Regions from separate parts of the Homo sapiens genome. Here region 1 is linked to region 2. A link is a contact called in ENCODE Hi-C or POLR2A ChIA-PET data. All regions are on one chromosome and are shown on one strand. The core of a region is the stretch at or near the end of the contact, and the rest is flanking DNA. Distances in the headings are between cores, read along the strand shown.

Region 1 (5,435 bases), core at 2,743-5,242, 43 kb before region 2:
AGCATCATTAATTGTTTTAAAATATATTTGTTAAATGTTTATTATAATGAGAGCCCTGCTGAGATATGGAAGGAATAAAAAAGCATTATCCATTCCTTGTCACAACCCATAAGCTATGGAAATTGCAAGTATTAGTTTCTTTTCAGAAGTTTCTAAATGCAAATAAAATATGATTATAATTTCTTTGTTAATTTAATTATTTTTTGAGACAGGGTCTCACCCTGTTGCTCAGCCTGGAGTACAGTGGCATGATCATGGCTCATTGCAACCTCTACCTCTCAGGCTCGAATGATCTTCCTGCTTAAGCCTCCTGAGTAGCTGGGACTACAGGATAGTGCCACCATGCCCGGCTCATTTTTAATTTTTTTTTTTTTTTTTTTTTTTTTTTACAGAGACAGGGTCTCACTATGTTGCCAGGCTGTTTTCGAACTCCTGGGCTCAAGCAATCCTCCTATCTTGGCCTCCCAAACTGCTGGGATTACAAGTGTGAGTCACTGCGCCTGGCCTGAAGATTCTATTTCACCTATGGTACTTCCTCCTCTTTATGTCCTTTATTCTCTGTAATGTATTAAAGAATAAGAGTTTTTACATCATACTTTGTCTAGTAATTCTACTTTTAGGGACCTTGTTTTCTTCATCTGCAAAATGGAGATTGTAACCTCATAAGGAAGTTATTTAAATGAAGTGTTAGATTGTTAAAACTAAGTGGTAATGTACAATCAGTGCCTGAAACACAATCAGCAGTCAACAAATTCTATTTATATCTATAATTATTATTATATTAATGCCATTGCATTTTTCTCATTCAAGCTTGAAGACATTTCTTTTATCCTTCCCACTCACATAAAATCAATTATAAATTTCTATTGACTCTGTCTTGAAGATCTTCCTCAAAATGGTCCTCTCTTTTCCATTTCTACTGCTGCTTTCCTAATTTCATCTTTCCTTGCCAAATGATTTGGGTAAACAGCTAATTGTTGCCCAAAGTGTTGAGTAACCAGATAATTCTTCCCGAAACATGCTCTTCTGTTCCTATCTGTGAAAGAAAGAAACAACTTACCTCAGTGTATCCCTAATGTCCATCAAATAAAACACAAATGTTTCTGTTAAAAGTCTTTCCAGTTGGGCGCGGTGGCTCACTCCTTTAATCCCAGCACTTTGGGAGGCCAAGGCAGGTGGATCACGAGGTCAGGAGTTTGAGACCAGTCTGGCCAATACAGTGAAACCCCACCTCTACTAAAAAAAAAAAAAAAAAAAAAAAAAAAATTGCCAGGCCTGGTGGCGGGTGCCTGTAGTCCCAGCTACTTGGGAGGCTGAGGCAGGAGAATCACTTGAACCCAGAGGGTGGAGGTTGCAGTGAGCTGAGATCGCTCGACTGCACTCCAGCCTGAGTCACAGAGTGAGACTCTGTTTCAAAAAAAAAAGTCTTCCCAATCACACCTAATAACATTTCCATTGTGCCTGAAGAGATAGCCTGTACTTCCGTCAAGTTCATTAACCTAGCCCTCCAGATCCAGTTCATCCTTTAGATCCACCGCGAAGCCTTCTATTCACTCGAACTGGTTACTCCCTTCTCTCATCTCTTATAGGATGTCTAAGGGCTTGTTATCACTTCTATAGCATTTATTATGTATTGAAATATATCTGGGCAACACTCTAGAGTAATGGTTAAAAGCATAGCTATCGGGGTAAGACAGTTGCAATGATTAAATTAACAAAACACCTTGAATATAATACTTAATTATAGTATGGAGTCAATAAATATTACCTATTTTTAGTATCATTGTGTATACACATCTTATTTCCCTACTAAAATGTTCCTAGATGACAATGATCTTCTGGAATTGATGGTACCTTTTCCAGTACTTTGCCTAGAAAGATTTTATTAGGTTTGCAATTAGAATTAATTACTCACAAACTGATTTCTTATAGACTCTAGGTTGACTTCTTTTCATGCTTTAAAATGTGGTAACTTCGTCTCTGTAAGGGATATGCTAACTCTCAATCACTGTGATTGATATGTGATTTGAGTATATAGTTTTGTGCTCAACTTTTGATTAGTGTTAATTTTTAAAAAAACAGTTTAAAAATCAGGATATGTATGTGAATAAAACAATTGTTATTAAGTAATATAACATCATAATTACAATTAATACTCTGTATTGCATGCCCTCATACCAATAAGTGCCAAGTAGCTTGCTAAAAACTGCTTTGAAATGCTTGCATCAGTGCTCCTTATCTTGCCAAACTTGTTTTGCGTAATGATTGGTGAGAAGAATAACATTTTATTTGAGGATCTCGAAGCACCTGGCAAGGCTGCTTTCCATTTTGCAGATTGGTTACACTGCGCTTGCAGATTGGTTACACTGCGCTTTGCATTTCCTTTGCTATACTGCCATCCAGGAAGAGGGCTGGCTACACAATAGAATATTTTATATTACAAAATATTCTGGACATTTCCTAAGTAATTGGCCTGCTATTTTATCTTATATTCATTGTGACTGTGTACACAGTCAGATTTTTCCCTCTCACTTTGCCCAATGAAAAGATTGGAAGCAAATTTGTGTCTGTCTGGAGCTATGATACTGGACCTTAGTTATGACTTTTGTTGGCTTTTTTCTTGATCCCATTGTATTTATTTTTTATTTTTTCCTACCCATTTTCAATTGGAGTTGTCTTGTTGGAATATGTACCCTTTTAAGCACCTCAAGTTTCCTTTCAAACTGGACAGGCAATAGACACATAACTAATTTTTAACACTATTCACACATTTCTGTTAGACTGAAGCAGATTGTGCAGTGGAAATACTAGGCCTTTGGAGGGAGTCACACTTGGGTTTAAATTCCAGCTTTGACACTTAATAACTGTGGACCTTGGACAAATTATTTAACCTTTCTGAGTTCCCTCTCTGTAAAATGGAAATAATAATCCATAACTCACAAAGATGTCTTGGGGATTAAATAAAATAACTCATGCAAATTACTTGGTGCATAGTAGGCATTCAATAAATGTCAGTTCACTTCTCTTCCCAGTTAATAATGCTTATTAGACTATATTAAAAACTAGAACTAGACTGTGATAATGCATTTCTTTATTAGGTATTTAAGCCAAATAACTAATTTCCCCCGGGGGAAGAGAGAGAAATGTTGAATTAGTTTCATTTGGTGAACTTATTTATTAATCTTTCTTTTTCTTGAGCATTTTTCAGTTTCATAGTCCATAATTTAGTTTTCATGCAGCAAAAATGACACAGTTTGGTATTCTTTTCACCTTTACTGTGCTAGAATTGTTTTTTTAAATGTATCTATTATTACATCTGCCACTTATTAGAGATCTTTATTAATTATATTAACAGCTCGATTGTGTTTCATAACTACGTCGTGCTGACAAACTTGTGCTCTCAGCAGTTTCCCTGAGGTCTAAGCATTTAAAAGAATCAAGTTTTAAATGACAATGCCACAGCAAAAGAAAAGCAGGGGTGGGCGGGAAGACGCACACCGTCTGTGTTCTTTCGTGTTAATTTTATATGTTTGCATTTAAGTGGAGCCACATTTTCCTCAAGGACGCAACCTAAGTAAGGCGAGCAGGGAAAGTGGAAACTAAGTGAGCTGGAACTACAGTACCATTGCACCTTTAAGGACTGGAGACTTGCTATTAGCTCGGCCTCCTTCCCGGCCCACCTCTGAACTCTGATTGACAGGGCGCCGGGCGAGGAGGAGCTGAAGGAGGCTGGAGAGGAGGCGCCGTGAGGAAAGTAGGGGAGGAGGGGGCCGGTCCTTTATCTGGTGGCCAATCAGGGAAGCGGGGAGGAGCTCCAGGCGCCCTCCTCCCTCCTCCTCTCCCCAGCCTCCCGGCTTCCCCGCCCCCTCCCCTTCCCTTTGCCCCCTCCCCTCTCCTCCTTCTCGTCCTCCTCCTCCTTCTTCTCCTCCTCCTCCTCCTCCTCTCAGGCTGTGGTTTTTCTGTATATGTTTCTGGAGTCCTGAGCCTGAGCTAAACAAAAGCAGGAGGCTGACGGGGCTGCTGGAGTTTGCAGAGACACGGAGGAGGAGAGAGCCTGTGCTTTGCCTGCCGCCGCGGCTGGGGGAGATCTGGCTTTTGCAACAGCCCACCCCCTTTGAGATCACTCTGGCCCGGAGTGGGGGTGGGGGGCAGCGGGGGGTGGGGGGGGAAAGTTTGCATTGCAATCCCCCTGCCTTCCTCTCCTTTCTCCCGATCAATGCATATTTGCAAAAGGATTAAGCCACAGATTTAAGCGCCGGGAGCCCATTTCTGCCTTGCAAAGGAGACCGGACTGAAAAACCTAAAGCCAGCTCTGATTTCTTTTCGCCAAGTGGGAAGGTGGTTTATTTTTCTTGCTTTTTGGAGTCAACACCCTTCCCCACCAGCCCTTATCCCCACCCTCACCCCGCAACCCCTTCACGCCCCCTCCCCCTCCCCCTCCTCATCCTCCCACCATCCTCTAAAGAGGCAAAGGGATTTTTTTTTTCTTTTGGTCTTCTTTTTTCCCCCTTCCCTGTTTATCCTGAAAAGGATTTGAAGACAAGCTTGAAGGATAAAAAGCCTTGGTGCTTCCCAGGAGCCGAGCCGAGGAGCAGAAGAGGAAGAGCCGGGGGCTGCCGTAGCCTTTGGAGATGGACGAGCAGCCCAGGCTGATGCATTCCCATGCTGGGGTCGGGATGGCCGGACACCCCGGCCTGTCCCAGCACTTGCAGGATGGGGCCGGAGGGACCGAGGGGGAGGGCGGGAGGAAGCAGGACATTGGAGACATTTTACAGCAAATTATGACCATCACAGACCAGAGTTTGGATGAGGCGCAGGCCAGGTGAGATGGAGGCTTTTCTTTTCCTTTCTTGGGGTTTTTTGTTTTTCTTCCTCTTGCAGGGGGAAACAATGGGAACCGAATCACCACAGCGCTTTTTTTGAAAAATGTTATTTCTTTTCTCATTTTGACAAGCAACTACATGGCGGAGGAGTAAAATTTGAAGGAGCGTTGTTATCGAAAGTGTAATCGCCCATGCCGAGATGTGGCTGTGTACATATTTGTGTGTGTGTGTGTGAATATAGGGGTATTCATTTATATCCACACAAACACACAGGCATGCCGAAAATACTGCCAACTGATCCAAAAGCGGCCCTCGGCACTTTTTACTGCTTTAAAAAAGTATCAGAGAAAGCAGAATTGTCAAGTTTTGAACAGCATTCCATGCCTTCTTGTTGAGGGGACTCTGTAACATTACGAAATAAAATGTCCCAAGAACACTTTATTTGCAAATTTAGTTGACTCCTTACCTAATTCAGCGAGTTTGATTTTCTTTCTTGACTCTCCCGTCCAAAATTAATTTTTATCTTTTCTCCTTTCTTCCCCCCCTACCCAAAATACAAAACAACAAAAAAGCAGGGTATTTCTTTGTCAGTACTTGTCAGCTATCCAGAAA
Region 2 (6,242 bases), core at 235-2,734:
TAAACACATGACTAGGGGCTCAATCCCTTGTGGGCCTGTTAGTTTATTTACTGCATTCATTGGCCACAGACTTCATCCCTAAAGTGGTCAAGCCATCTCAGACACGTTTGCTTCTGGTCACACCGATCAAGATTGATCCAGCCACTGAAGTAATCCAAACAACTCACTTCTAATGGGCCAGAGGTTGTCATCTTCATACCTGAGGAATGGCTTGCATTTTATAAAAATTGGAGATTCTTCTGCTCTCAGAATAGCAGACACAGGGCTGGGCGCAGTGGCTCATGCCTGTAATCCCAGCACTTTGGGAGGCCGAGGCGGGCAGATCACCTGAGGTGTCAGGAGTTTGAGACCAGCCTAACCAGTGTGGTGAAACCCCGTCTCTACTAAAAATACAAAAATTAGCCGGGCGTGGCGGTGGGCGCCTGTAGTCCCAGCTACTCGGGAGGCTGAGAAAGAATTGCTTGAACCTGGGAGGCCGAGGTTGCAGTGAGCCGAGATTGTGCCATTGCACTCCAGCCTGGGCGACAGAGCAAGATTCTGTCTCAAAAAAAAAAAAAAAAAAAAAAAAAAAGCAGACACAGAGGTGAACTTAACCTGAGATTAACCAGATTCACAGTTCAATAGCAACCACCTTTAGAGTCCCTAAGCTAAGAAACTGCTATGATTTTGATGAAACAGAAAGGAGGAAGGTAACTCTAGTTCTTTCTGAGGCATCCGACACTCCTTTAGAAGGGTTTTCCCAGGAAGCCTCATTCACTTTCAGGTAAGCCCATTATGAAGGGATAAGGATTTTACCGTATTCCACTGGAATAGGGGAAAAAACCATCTCACTTTAACAGAAAGCATGCAAGTGCCCTTTTCTGGAGGAGGTGGGAATGAGGGAGTACACAGACTTTAGCTTAAACTGTGGCAGGAGGGTCTTAATTTTGGCAGAACAGGGCATGGTGTTGCATCTCACCTGTTCCACGCTTAGTACAAGCCCTTCTTCCCAGTCCCTGTCACCTGCCTCATTTTGAGCTTTCACTGTATTTTCCTGTTGTTCCAGGGAAGATGAAGTGCATTTAAATGCTGCAGTTGGATACTGTGAAGATGAGACCCCTTAGCCTGTGGGATTAACTTTCCATGGAGCCCATTCTGGAGAGACTTGAGAGAGCACCTTTAAAAGGAAGTTAGCTAAGATACTGCCCTCCGTTTCAGACAGAGGTTGGAACCAGATCCTGGCTGAGAGCAGAGACCAGCTTCCACTCAGCCATGCACCCTAGGAGTGGGGATTCAGCTCTGTGGCTCCAGGAAGGTTAATCTTCAATGTTAATCCGTTTAGATAAAGTTGTTAGTTAAAAGGTAATCTGTTTAGCCTCCCTTTCCCCATTCTCCTGCCAGAAAAGAGGGAGTTCAAGTCTTCTTTCCAGGACTCCTGTGTTTTGGCTGAGACTGATTCTTCACTGTGGCCTTGGGAGAAAAGCTGCCTAACCAGTTCTGGGCCCTGGCTAGTTACAACCATGTGTGAGTTGTTTACAGTACGCACAGGTATGGGCTGAAGGGAAACAAAGCTTAAGGGATGACTAGAAAGGCTTGCTGAAATTGCTATGGGAGGGCCCCACCCTCCAAGCCATCTCCCCTCACACCCCGCTCGGTTTCAGTTTCTGCAGCTTGGTTATGCGACATTCTCTTAATCCTTTTTTGAATCTGGTCTCTACTTAAGCACTCAAGAAAACTGCTCCACAAGGATTGTTTTAGTGGGGTTTTAATTTTTTAAAATGTTCTTGTTTATTTAAATTGCTTGAACAAGGGTTTAGCTGTATGGGAAGAGTTCCTGCCTTTAGCTATACATGTTTCCACCCACTTAGACATGCTGCTCACCCACAGACTCATACAGCCTCCACAGACACAAAGCTTCTGTGTATCCTACATGTACCTGCACCCCAATTCTGTCAACCTCCCCACAGCTCTTGACTGGCTGTTTATCTATTCCATTCCACTACCTTCCCACCCCAGCCCTCAAAGTCCCAAACAGATTGAAAAAAAAAAAAAAAATGGGAGGCAGCAAAATTGCTTACTTGCACGAAAGGGCTCTTGCCTTTGAGGGGAGCTCTCTAGGCACCTAATTTCTCTTAGATTTCTTTCTGCCCTCAAAGGTACTTGTGGAATGTTTGCCGTTAAACGGTTGTAAATTAAGGGCTGAGTGTATGAAGCGTTAATGAAGGCTGCCATTGGAACCAGTCCACGTCCCGTCCCGGCTGGCAGGTTTGCTGTCCAAGAAGTCTCTTGCTGGAGGCCTGAGTTCCTGAGTGTCGGGTTTCAGCTCTCCTTTCTTCTTTTTTCGTCTTTTCTTCTGCAGCTATTTTTTCCCCTACCTTCCTTATAATCCGTCCCTTCCCTTCCTTCTTCCATACCCACTCCACCCCTACCCCTTTGGCTTTTTCTGAAAGTAACCATGAGGAACAGAGTCAGAATGAGGCTAGGGAAGCAGCATTTTTTTTTTTCTTTTCCTGTAGAAAGCAGGGCCAAAAGGGTGCATTTTATTTTTTTCTGCTTTTCCTTTTATCTCTTTGTGTTTGCTTCATTTCTTTCTCTTTAAGTCAAGGTTGAAATTGATGTTTGCAAAAGACAGGAATTTTGAATAACTGCCTGAGTTAAACAGAATATGGAGAAACTTTGACTCTGTCCCATGTATTAAAAATTAAAATTAGGGCAAAATAATGCGGATTTGTCCTGGAGGACCTGGCCAGATGTAGCTAGAGGACTTTCACAGTGCTGGTATAATTATACCTGGATATGGGATAATCTTCACTTTAAGCAACTCCATTATGTGAAAATACAGATCCACAGATACATATACAAATAAACACTTCCAAAAGAAATCCTTGTATAATTCAATGTAATATGTGTTTTTAAGCTACAATATGTAAGCCATCAAAGTACTGCATTATTTTTAGATAACAGACTTTTCAGTTTGTTTAAGGTGTGATTACCTTTACCAAACATCATTTCTACTCAAATAGAATGCTTACAATAAACTGTATGGAGGATACCTACATAAGTCATGTCCTGAGTTTATACTATTTCCTAGAGACATCTCTTTTATACATTTCAAGTTTTAAGTTTAGTCTGATGTTTTATACTTTTCAGTTTAGTACCTGAATTGTATCTATCTATGAAATAATAACAGATAATAATTTTAAGCAGATACTGTTTGCTAGACATTAATGCAAGACACTCTGTACATTATGTCATTTCATTTTTTTTTTTTTTTTTTTTTTTTTTTTTTTTTAGAGATGAGTCTCTGTCACCCAGGCTGGAGTGCAGTGGCACGATCACGGCTCACTGCAGCCTCTGCCTCCCAGGTTCAAGCAGTTCTCCTGCCTCAGCCTCCCAGGTAGCTGGGACTATAGGTGTGTGCCACCACATCCAGCTAATCTTTTGTATTTTAGTAGAAATGAGGTTTCACTATGTTGTTCAGGCTAGTCTCGAACTTCTGAGCTCAGGCAATCCGCCTGCCTCAGCTTCCCAAAGTGCTATGATTACAGGCGTGAGCCACTGCGTCCGGCCTATCATTTAATTCTATTGCCACTTCCATTTTAGAAATGAAGTGACAAAGCCTCACAGAGGATATGTAAGTTGTTCTTGACCACACTATGTTTGGTTGCTTGCCTTTGTATCCACCTGTGTTTCATCATTATTGCACAGTGTTCCCATTACTCTAAGGGTTACAATCTGAGGTCCCTTCCACCCTGACATTCATTCATTTGTGCATTCAGCAGTTACATGTATTGAGTGCCTACTGTGTGCCAGGATGCCCTGCCAGTCAGGCCAGCACTCAGTGATAACTACTGGTCACAGGATCTAGTGATTTGGCCTTAACAAATGAAGGCTGGACATGACCCTTTTTTATTCTGTCCTGAGAGCCGTTGCCTATGCTATCCACTTATTATAGCGGCATTCATATGTAATAAATAACTTATCAAAATAGTCATAAAGGACTTGGCAGACAAAATGAACTGCTAGAGAAGACTGCATTAAATTTTAATAGGAAGAATTCTTAGTAATAAGTAGGAAATGCATCTTGGTGTAGAACTGAGTCATTCTTTTGTGGCTTTCCCTAAGACATCTTCATATCAGTGACTATTTTTTTTTTCATTTATGAAATACTGTGCTTTTAGACAAAGTGTATTTGAAATTTCTCACTCTGTTTCCCAAGTAAATAAACAAATAAAAGTAAAGAATGGAAAAAGACAAGACAAACCATCTTCCTTTATTCCATAGAGGTGGAGTGCCTTCTAGTAACAAGTGCTGTGTGCCGTGTATGGAAGACACCAGTAATCACATCATAGACCCTAATCTCAAGGAACCTGTGTTCTTGTGGGGCAGTCAAAGAAATAGGCCTAGTCCAGGGTATTAAATGCTGTGATGGGGATACTGAGAGAGTATCCTGGGAATGTTTAGGAGGGCACCTTATTGTCTTGGTGAGGATGACGCAGTCACAGAAGTTTCTTCTAAAGAGAAGACACATAGGCAGAGATCTAAGAATGAATTAGAGTTCTCCAGATAAAGGGGATGTAAGGGGCAGAGGGGAGCAGACTGGCCGAAGAACATTTTTGTTAAAATCCTTTTTTTTTTGTTTTGAAGAAATATGACTTTTGTCCTAAAATTCCACAGCAGAGCTTCCAGGGCTATGGTAGGGATTAAGGTATTCTACAACAGATGAACAAGTCTTTTAGGGACAGCCTGGTGAGTTTAACCTCTGTAGGGCTCCTGTAGAGGAGGCACTCTTTGTTATGGGAAGAACAGGGCCCTTTTTAGTGAGAAGAGGGGCCTTGGGTCTCTCCAGTTTTCCTGATTGGCTGTGCTGATGGCTTTTACTCTTCTTTAAAGGAGGCATAATACAACCCCGTTAATTGAAACTCCAGTGTTTAGAATGTTTGGTGGTTTGTGAAGCCCTCCTGTAAAAGGCAACTGACCAAGCATATAAATAAAGCTATGAAATTAATACATACATGTTGAGCATTTAAATGTGTAGGGTGCTGGGTTTATGTACTCAAGGTTGCTTGCGGGGATTATTTAGCTGGTTTAAATAAACAAACTTTTAAAAGGCTTTATAAAGTAAACAACATCTATTTGCATACCAATTCCAATTTATACTCTGCTCAAAAATAGGTCTGATGGTGCCTCTTTGTGGAAACAGTTTATCAGTAGTTAGAGTTTATGTCTCATAAAGTTTTAAGATTTTATTTTTCATTAAAATTCTTTGAATTCAGACACTTTTGGTAATTCATGCCTTCCCTCCAGTTTCCCTAGATTGGGTAGATTTTCCTGGAGTTGCACTCTCTATTTTTATAATAACATAAGCATATTGATGATAGTGAATAGGCAAAAGGCTGTGGGTAGTGTAAGAGCAATTCTTTTCAGCTTCAAGGGATTTTTAAAAATTCTTTCATTATTCAAGAGTTGTAATTTGTTGTGTATATTTAAAATAACTCTCATCTTTCAGTCTCTCCAATAAATGCATTCTGCTATATGGCCAGGTGTGGTGGCTCACGCCTGTTATCCCAGTGCTTTGGGAGGCCAAGGCGGGTAGATTGCTTGAGGCCAGGAGTTTGAGACCAGCCTGGCCAACATGATGAAACCCCATCTGTATTAAAAGTACAAAAATTAGCTGGGAGTGGTGGTGGACGCCTGTATTCCCAGCTCCTCAGGAGGCTGAGGCACAAGAATTGTTTGAACCTGGGAGGCGGAGGTTGCAGTGAGCTACGAAAATTGTTTGAACCTGGGAGGCGGAGGTTGCAGTGAGCTATGAGAATTGTTTGAACCTGGGAGGCGAAGGTTTCAGTGAGCTGAGGTAGCGCCGCTGCACTCCAGCCTGAACAACAGAGTGAGACTCTGTCTCAATAAAAAGCATTCTGTATAAATCTATGATATCTGAGAATCCGATGTCGTATTTGCTTATTGTCTCTCTTTCCTGCTGGAACATAAGCTCCATGATGGCAGGGACTTTGTCTTGTTGCTGTATCCTTAGCAACTAGAACAGTCCCTGCTGCATGGTAGAGTCTTCATATTTATTTAATGAGTGTATGAAACAGTTCATTCTTTGTGCATGGAAACATGATATTTGCACATTTTATAAGATATATTACATTAATACTAATATTAATACTGCCTTACATATAACAAGTTTTTTTATGAGAGGAATTTCAGACTCTTATAAAATCATTTATTTACAGAAGATGGTATAACTAACTCTGACA

What was found. Hi-C counts contacts between places; a loop is a spot of excess contacts on that map. ChIA-PET counts read pairs that join two places held with the same protein, here RNA polymerase II (POLR2A). Pooled maps may share reads with other maps.
Region 1: a map of PC-9 shows a loop between it and region 2 (5-fold over the local background). The contact joins the promoter of PBX1 here to the enhancer-like site in region 2. A Hi-C loop is called at or near these places in 46 of 168 maps with a recorded cell type or tissue (Caco-2, Calu3, HCT116 and 29 more) and 22 of 50 pooled maps. POLR2A ChIA-PET finds 5 or more read pairs at or near these places in 18 of 52 experiments (A549, AG04449, AG04450 and 13 more).

The regions. Positions count from the first base shown.
Region 1 is chr1:164,555,192-164,560,626 of GRCh38, forward strand. It overlaps PBX1 (PBX homeobox 1), which reads left to right and starts at 3,993. Exons shown (of 9, transcript NM_002585.4): 1 at 3,993-4,822. The coding sequence starts at 4,632. RefSeq lists an enhancer at 3,575-4,074.
Region 2 is chr1:164,600,692-164,606,933 of GRCh38, forward strand. All of the region lies in intron 2 of PBX1 (PBX homeobox 1), which reads left to right. Among named protein-coding and RNA genes, the nearest start is that of PBX1, 45 kb to the left of the region's middle. RefSeq lists enhancers at 1,524-2,289, 2,290-3,054. Within about 2 kb of position 1,485, at least 23 of the 41 ENCODE cell types and tissues checked have a DNase peak (open chromatin) inside an H3K27ac peak, as active enhancers do; they include HCT116, PC-9, breast epithelium and 6 more, where a contact is called at or near this core.